Linked DNA regions of Mus musculus: region 1 is linked to region 2. Evidence: chromatin contacts called from ENCODE Hi-C or POLR2A ChIA-PET data. All regions are on one chromosome and are shown on one strand. Each heading gives the region's core, a stretch centred on a gene start or an enhancer-like site at or near the end of the contact. The rest is flanking DNA. Distances are from core to core; before and after follow the strand shown.

The links. Hi-C counts contacts between places; a loop is a spot of excess contacts on that map. ChIA-PET counts read pairs that join two places held with the same protein, here RNA polymerase II (POLR2A).
Region 1: a map of left cerebral cortex shows a loop between it and region 2 (5-fold over the local background). The contact joins the promoter of Tesk1 here to the promoter of Tln1 in region 2. A Hi-C loop is called at or near these places in 10 of 37 maps with a recorded cell type or tissue (gastrocnemius, heart, left cerebral cortex and 1 more). POLR2A ChIA-PET finds 5 or more read pairs at or near these places in 2 of 5 experiments (Patski and embryonic stem cell).

What each region holds. Positions count from the first base shown.
Region 1 is chr4:43,439,698-43,444,121 of GRCm38, reverse strand. It overlaps Tesk1 (testis specific protein kinase 1), which reads right to left and starts at 1,845. Exons shown (of 10, transcript NM_011571.3): 1 at 484-1,845; 2 at 218-339; 3 at 43-91. The coding sequence starts at 687.
Region 2 is chr4:43,559,593-43,563,906 of GRCm38, reverse strand. It overlaps Tln1 (talin 1), which reads left to right and starts at 1,324. Exons shown (of 57, transcript NM_011602.5): 1 at 1,324-1,777. It overlaps Creb3 (cAMP responsive element binding protein 3), which reads right to left and starts at 1,249. Exons shown (of 9, transcript NM_013497.4): 1 at 948-1,249; 2 at 701-857; 3 at 556-626; 4 at 349-438. The coding sequence starts at 1,094.

The DNA.
Region 1 (4,424 bases), core at 596-3,095, 120 kb after region 2:
TGTGGTGCCTTCCCTCTTTCCTGGCCTATGCTTAATGCTTACCTCTGTAAGCGCGTGCAGCTGCCCTTGGTGCACACAGACCCCCATGAACCTGAAAGGTGATGGGGAGGATAAAGGATACGCTGTAAGAGCCCGGGCTCCACTGCATCTCCCTCCTTTCCCAAGGGACTTTTCCTCCTGCCCAGCAAGCTGTCCAGCAAGAGGCTAGGCCGTTCACCTGAGGATGTTAGGGTGCCGGAGCCGGTTCATCAGCTGCACCTCCCTTAGCGTGTTGCTCCGGTTACTGGGGAGCTTGTTCATCTTCAGCACCATGACTTGTCCCGACTGTCGGTGCCGAACCTGGGGGAGGCAAGGCTCCGTGTGTGCCCGACAGGTTGGGTGGCTGCTAGCTCAAGGATCTCTAACCCAGGCTGCGGGGCCTCTAAGTTCTAGCCTCCCGTCCAAGGCTCGGTCCCGCCCCTCTGTCCTCTCTGCGGGTCCTACCTTGTAGACCTCAGAGAAGAAACCGGCCCCGATCTTCTCTGCGCAGTCGAAATCGTCCACACGCGCAAGGCTGGACACGGCGCTGCGGAGGGCCCGGTAGGAGGAGGGCCGGCCCCGGCCCGGGCCTCCGCCTGCGCCCCCCGGCCCCTCCCCCGGAGCCTCTCCGGGCCCGGGGCCCCGCAGCGGCGGCCGTTCCCCGGCCATGGCCGGGCCCCCAGCCCCGGCCTGCTTCACATGGCCGGATCCCCGGGACCCGGGCAGGCCGCGCTCGCCATGGGCGCCGGCCCAACCCGATCCCGGGGGCCGGGACTCCCGCCCGGTGGACTCCTGGAGGACCTGCCGAAGGTCCTGGGCCCGCCCCCGCCGCGCCGGCGAGTTGGGCCCGGTGGAACGCCGCGGCTCTCCGCTCTGCGCGGGGCCTGGGCCTGGGCCTGGGCCGGGCGGCGGCGGCGCTCCCGGGCGCCGGCGGCGGGCTCCCCGCGGGCGGCTGCTGCTCCGCTTCGCCGCCGGGCTCAGGCTGTGCGGCCTGCCCGGGGCGGGGCCCGGCCCGGTCTGCGGTTAACTCCTTGGAGCCCGGGCTGCGGCCCGGCCACGCCCCCTCAGGTGCGTCCCCCGCGCGTAGGCCGGGGCGTGAATCACAGGACGACTTGAGGGTTGACTGCTGGCGCTAATTCTCCTGCGCCCTGGGCTCCACGGATCGACCACGCTGCCTGCCCGGTCTGCGTCCGACTCCGACTGTCCATTTCAGGGGGGTTTCTGACCCCGACACTCTAAATCTCGGGGCTCGCTAACACCTGTCTTCTCCGATCGCAGTATCCAGGGCTGTAGGGAGCCTCTGGCCTTCGCATCCCTGACCTGCTCGACTCCTTCTCACTCCATCTCCATCCCCCTAAGTAAAGTTGAGATTCCGACGCTCGATCCGGTGACCACCCTCTTACTTCTTTGTCCTAATAACCCTCTCTTCGGAGACGCCTGCACCTGCAAGGAGGCCCCGCCCTCGGCAGGATCCCGCCCCCTCAAAGGCCGCTGCCCCTCGGAGCCCGCTCTCCTTCGGGGGACCTTTCCTACGGATGACACTGCTACATCCGTGTGTTCCCCGAGCCCCTCAGTGCTGCACCCCCTCCTCTTTGTGTTCCTCTCACTAAAAGAGACCTGGCAGAGTGACTCGGCTAGTCATTGTGACCCCTCCTCTCAAGGTGACTCCTCCCCTCGCTAGCGCCCAGCGGTGTGACCCCTTTCGGCAGGTTGCGCCCCACGTCGGTAGACGCCAGTGTGCCCCCTCAGTCCAGAGGAGGAGGTGCAGAGGCCTCTACAGCGGTTGGGATCCTCGGAGTGCGCACGCCCGGTCTCGGGACGTGGCTTTCGCTGTTGCCGATGTTTCCGGCTCTGCCACGGACTCCTCCCCTCAAGGTCATCGGGAAGGTAGCCAATCGTCGCTAGGGTTGCGTGACGTCACTGGATCCCGGCAGAGGTCTCCTGGCATCCGTGAGCGTCCTGCCACCTCGCGGCGGAATGGAGTGAGGGCAGGCTGAATGTGCAAGGCCGTCTTGAGAGTGCACCGTATAAGGGAATCGTTCAGGTTTGGAGAGAGAACAGTCATGCACAGTTGTTCTAGAAAAGGAGAGTAGGCCAATGCGTGTTCTTTTCCCCCACTGGTAACAGCAAAACATACTCATCGCATTAAATTAGAGTTAATTCTGAGAACCTATTTGTAATCTTTTGTGTAGAGATTGAAACGGTCTTGCCCTGTAGCCCATGCTGGCTTTGGATTCATACCACACCATACCACTTTGTGCTGGGATTACAAACATATGCTACCCCTCCTGGCAGGATTTTATTTTCCATAGTTTGTGCAAGGTCTGAAGACACTCGGAATTTGTACCTGTAGGATACCCTCACTGTAGTAAGCTTAACTGACACTGGATTCTGTCCCATTAGTCATTTTGAGGATCAATGTCTGTGACAGTAGTTTCATGCTGAATTGTGTGTGTGTGTTTAGGAAGGGCGCTGTGGTGGTTATGGTGAGAGGGAGTGTTTAGGAAGAAGGCCGTGTGGTGGTTCCCTCTGCTGGGGATGCAAGACTGAGCTAGGATACACTAGTAAAAAGGAGGGAATGTTGATGTGCCTGAGAAGCTCTGTGTGTGTGTGTGTGTGTGTGTGTGTGTGTGTGTGTGTGTGTGTGTGTTGGGGGAGTGCAGCAGCCAGGTTCATCGTTAGGTTTCTATCAAGGTTTAAAACTGGTATCACCAGTTTTTAAAAGTTCAGGTGGAAAAGCTGTTGAGTGTAGGAGGTAGATTATCATCAGCCAGCAATAATGATGGTCACAGGGACGATATACTGTCACTCAGGGAGCACGCATGTGCACACTCCCTTCTTTCTCTAGTAAATATACCTGCTTTCAGATACCCTCTGGGCCTGTGACTATCCTGGGAGTAACTCATGGCCACGTGTTTTGTCCACATGTCTGTCCCTGCACCCAGTTATTTGCTGCATAGCTATGGCATTATTTTACCACTGATTAGAAAAAGGAATCTTCATTAAATCGTGGTGTCATTGTTGTGTAGTGGGTTGGTCTGTTGTGGCTCTGTATTCAAATGCTAAAAACTGTATCCCATGACCTGGCTGCTCCAAGACAAGCAGGTCCTCAACTATACCAGCTCTTGTTGTATATTCATGATTGGTTAGTAAAGATGCCTACAGCCTATAGCTGGGCAGAAGAGGTAGGTGGGGCTGAAGGTTCCCGGGCTTGTGTTCAGGCACAGAAGAGAGGAGAGAAGGAAGGGAGGGTGGAGAAGTCGCCATGGGGTGGTGTGGATTGTGAGCACCTGGCCACCAGGGCTGGCCTGTTGGAGTGGGAGTGGCCTAGGTGGAATGTGTGTGGCAAGTGATGTCTTGGGGTTATTGACAAGAAAGCAGACAAAAATAGCCCAGAGGGTTGACATCTGCCCAACTCTAGTGCTGTTAAGGTTTATTATAAAGGTTTGTGTCTTTTAGTTGGGAGGCAAATGATCTAAGGTGGAGTAGAAACCCCCACATAATATCTACCACAACATTGTTGTGCCTTTAAAAACTCATAAAAGACTTGACGACTTGAGCTTGAAGCCTGAGATGCAGGCAAAGGGGGAAGGAGAGCAGCAACTCCACAGACTTACCTCTGACCTCCACATACATGTCCTGACGTGTGTGTCTGCTCACATCTCAACTCCACAGACTTACCTCTGACCTCCACATACGTGTCCTGACGTGTGTGTCCGCTCACATCTCAACTCCACAGACTTACCTCTGACCTCCACATACGTGTCCTGACGTGTGTGTCCGCTCACATCTCAACTCCACAGACTTACCTCTGACCTCCACATACGTGTCCTGATGTGTGTGTCCGCTCACACACACACACACACACACACACACACACACACAATAATAAACAATACAAATGTAAAAACTAATAAAAGTCAGATGAAGACCTGTGATCTCAGTGCTCAGGAGGCTGAGGCAGGAGGATCATGAGTTTGAGGCCAGGCTGGGCTACAGAGCAAGAACTTTTTTTTTAAATCAAGCCAAACCAAGCAATAATTTCTTAATATCAAGTTCACATTTTTCTTTATGTTGGGTTTTCAAAACTGTCTACTTTAATCAGAATCTAAGTGAGATCCTTGGTTTGCTTCTGGAGCAGCTTTTAATCTTTTAAAATTGCTAACCTAGTCTCCATCTTTCCCATTATTATTACCAATTTTTGTTAATTTTACGTGCATGTATGTTTTGCCTGCATGTATATCAGTGCACAGTGTACATGCCTGCTACCCACAGAGGCCAGAAGAGGATGCTGGATACCCTGGAACTGGAGTCACAGATGGCTGTAAGTCTCCATGTGGGTACTGGGAATTGAACCTGGTCTTCTAGAAGAGCAGCCAGTGTTTGTAACAGTCGAGCCATCTCTC
Region 2 (4,314 bases), core at 75-2,574:
CTGCTCCTGCCTCCAGAGTGCTAGGGTTATAGAGGGGTGCACCATCATGTCCAGCTTTGACGATTGTTGATGTTGTTAGACTGAGTCAGCCTCTCAAGCATTTCTACCACTGAGTATGATTCGAGGTCCCAAGATAACAACGGAAGCTATCAAGGCCCTTCACTTTCAAGGCTCTGTACTAAAGTTACATTTAAAACATTATCTTTTGACGTGGGTGTGTGTTTGGAGATGAGAGAACTTGTAGGAGTTGGTTTGTCCTTTTGCAAGTGATTGATATGAAACAAACTGAGCTTGCCTACTTGGGTTACCAACCCCCTCCAGCCTTTGCTCTACCAACAGGAGCCTTACCTTAGTGAGAGGAAGGGTTGAGGGCAGAGTGAGCCCCTCCTTCTCCAAGAGCTTCTTCTCTTCCTCGGTCAGTATCAGCCTAGACATCTCCTAAGGATGGAGGAAATAGTGAAGAGAGCAGAGTTGCATGGAGCTCTCAGAGCAGTATGGGGGATCTTGGCTGCTGCAAAGTGAGGTAATCCTGAAAAAAAAAATCAAGTCCAGCACCTGTTCCGCTGCTCTTTCCTCCCCTGGCAGTGGAGTCACGTGGAACCCCTCCTTTTCGAAGCTCTCAGTATCTGCAAAAGGGAAAGTAGAACCAGCTAGCCCAGTGAGCTCTCTCCTCCCCCACAACTTATCATTTCACACTCACCTAGATCTATGGAGACGTGCTCCTGTGGAAGGGAGTAGTTGTGATCATGGAGAATGGAAGAGCTGGAAGAGCCGAGAACATCCCGCGATACTGAGGGACTGAGCAGAGAGCTCAGTAAATCCTCTACCTCCCAGTCGCTCAGTTCTTGCACGGAGTTCTATCAAATTCAAAGGCCTTGATTTATTTCCGTACCTTGGGTCTCGCGGACATCCCTAGCTTCCCCCACTGGGAACACCCACCCACCCACCTCGGAAGGTGACAGCTCTAAGTCCAGCGGAGCCTTCACGTCCGGCTCAGTCGCAGCCCACAAATCTCCGCTTTCCTCTAGCAGGAAGCCCAGCAGGTCCTGATCACCGGGATCCAAAGCTAGCAGATCCTGACCACCAGGATCCATTTGGGATATCTATGGATAGAAATCCCTCCGCGCAGATCCAACCTCCGAACCTCAGGCACGACCCCTCAGTCTGTCCAGTCGGCTCGACTTAACCTCCGTCACTCCGGGACAAGGGCCTAGCTGTCACTCTAAACCGCACCCGTCTCTCAGCTTCTGTATTCCTCAGCTTCCAACACAACGGAAGTGGTGCACATAGCCCCGTGGAATCCTGGGACTTGGAGTTCTCTCCAACTCGGAAGTGGCTCCTGGGCTGCGCCACGTCCCGGGGGCTATGCAAATTATGGGGACGTCCTTTCAAGCTTCCCACGCCCCAGGGCGGGGATTCTGAGGATCCTTGTCCGCCTTCGCCTCGAGCTATTAAAAAAAAAAACTTAAGCGTTTAAAAGGGAACTCCAGCTTAGTTCGGGCGTTCTCTCCAGAGCTCTGCACGCTCGCTTCCTGCTGGGGAGGGGCGGCCAGGCTTCGCGGGCGCCCGAGCATCGAGAACTACGGCCAGAGCAGCTTCCTGCAGTCTCCGCTACCATAGAGCGCGGGCCCAGGGCGCCGCCGGCGGGTGGGGGACGTTTCCAGGACGGAAGTGGCCGAGAGTGTGTCGAAGGGAGGGCGAGGCCGGAGCCCCAAAAGCGACCGGGAGAAGGAGCGGGTAGCGGGCCCAGGGCGGGGCGCAGAGCCGGGCAGCGCAGGTAGGCCGGACGGGCTGGGCCGAGCTTCTAGGTGGGGCTGCGGGATCGGGCCAGCCCGGGAAGCGGCGGGCGGGGCCCCCAATCCTCCTGCATATCCTGTGTCTGGTTAGGGAGGTCAGGGTCCAGTATGTTTCGGTTTGGATTTGGAATTAAGCTGGCCTTGTTGCGAGAAGCAGGCCCTTTCGCGGGGGTAGACAGTTCTCTGTCTCGGCTAGGTTTGGGGACGGGTAGAAATGGGGTGGCAGTGAGGCACTGGGTGGCAGTGAGGCACTGGGCGGGGATGGGCTTTGGTATTAGCCGATAGTGAGTAAGTGGTTAGGAAAACTTGGGGTGAGTTTGGGTTAGGTGCCGTCGCGTTTAGGAAGCAAGGATCCCTTTAGAAGTTAAGAAGGTGAACTACATTCTAAACATTTGCTGCACGAGTCAAGTCTGTTTCGCATATGTGACATTTAAACTGAGGTCATTATTTTCTGCAATGACCAGCATTAAGTCAGAGTACAGGATCGGGTTAAGGATCAACAGGAATTGGCTTAGATGCCCGTTTTAGGGATTAAAGGCCGGTGTCATGGTCAGTATTAAGAATAAACAGTGAAAAGGTTAATTAAGAACCAAGTTACAAATGAGCTTTAGAACTGCAGGGTGGGGTGGGAGGGAGTATTTAGGGTTAAATTTGGGGGATTTGGGCCTAAAAATAAAAGCCAGATTAGTATGGGTGTCTTCTGGGAAAGGGGTGAATGTCAATGTATAGGGAAATAGGAAATAAAGTCAGCATTAATGTTAGGAATTGGTGATAGCGTTAGGGGTTGAGGCTGCAGCTACAGCTGAGCTGGTAAAATGTAAGAAGTTGGCAGGAAGTAGCTACCTTTGTTTTGTAGTGAGTTCTCTTATTCCTGTGCAGTTACAGAGGCCTCTTTTACCCAAAGAAGTGCTAGAGCTCTGGACCTCAGCTAGAAGTGCCAGGACTCTGCTTTCTCTAGTCTACTGCCTAAGCACAAGGCTTCCAGAGGCCACCACCACTGGGAGACAGGGATTTCTGGGCTGTGATGTTTACGAGGTGGGAGGTGGGAAATGGAAAGAGACCCAGGAGTCAGACAAGGTCCTAAGTGAGGATGGGGAATAGGAAGCCTGTGACTGAGGGGAAGCTGACCAAGGGAACGCTGTCGACTAAATGATGACAGTTTGACTCGAGCCTCCCTCATTCTCCACACACTGCCTTCTCTCTGTCTCTTTGCCCTCCCTGGTCCCACATTGCATACCTTTACAGTTCCTTACAGATACTGTCGTGGTCTTTAGCTCGTCTCCTGCTGTTCATCTGAACCATTTCCCACCCCCACACCCCTGTCTCTGTCTCTTGATCCACACATCCTACTTTACTTCATGTCCCTCAAACCTGAGCTTTCCCAACATCGGAGAGCACTTTCTCATACTTGCATACCACCTGGTCAGCTGCTGAACCCCCCCCCCCCCCGCCACCGGGCTCTTCCCATGTGTACCCCCTGGTTTCTGAGCCTCCTTTTACTTCTAGGTCCAGTTGTGGATCCCCTTCCCCCACTCCCCGACAGAAAAGAGGAAATGATACCCAAAGAGGAAACTTGGTCTTACTGATCCCACGCCCAGCCAGGCCACTGACCACACCCCCATGTCACTCCCAGCTTGACCCTGCCAGTGACCACAACACTGTCCCCTCCCCATGCTGCCTCTCCTTCCAACCCAGGGTTGCCTAGCCGCTGTCAGTGTTCTCTCACTCTCTCCCCACTAGCCCAATTTAGCAGCTTACCACATCCCTAGCTCTTCTGGAGCTCCTGACCCGGCCTCCGGCCTCCCTGTCATCCCCGGTTTAGTCAGCATCCATGGACTCATGCTTTTCCCTCCCCACCTGCTCAGTGGCTCATCATGTGTCTGTTCCCTACCATCACGCTCCTGGTCTCTTTTTCTACACCCTGTGATCCCCAGCCACAGCCTAATACTGTCAGTAACCCCACCTCTGTGCCCCTGCTACAGATACTTCCTATCGCATCATTTACCACCCAGCGTCATTCCCACATCCTGACTTAGTCCCCTCTCCTTCCCTGGTTTATTAAACTGAAGCTGTCTAGTCAGTAAATGGGTACTGGTCATAGGAAGCTGATTTTGGCTTCAGTTTTCTGAGTCCTGTATGTCAGTTCTACTTTTCTTCTGAATGGCAACTTCCTCTCCATACAGCTTTAACTCTGGCTTTATTATCGCTTATACTAATACAGTCTCCTCCTAACTTGGCCCCAGAGTTGCCCGAAAACCCAGTGCTGGGGATGTCCCTGTTTAAAGCTTCCTTGGCCTCCTGTTCCCCTCCAGTCAGTTAGGTTCCTCATACTGCTCTCTCCGCTTTTGCCTTTCCATCTTAACCCTGACGTCCCCACCGCTGCTCCCTTGCAGGTGCCCCGTGCTCCAGCCAGCTTGCCTCCTCACTTTCCTGGGCATTCCTCCGAGATCTCCTGCCTCTCAACCTTTGCTAGTGCTATTCTCTGTGCCTGGGACGATACCTTTGACTCATCTTCGAC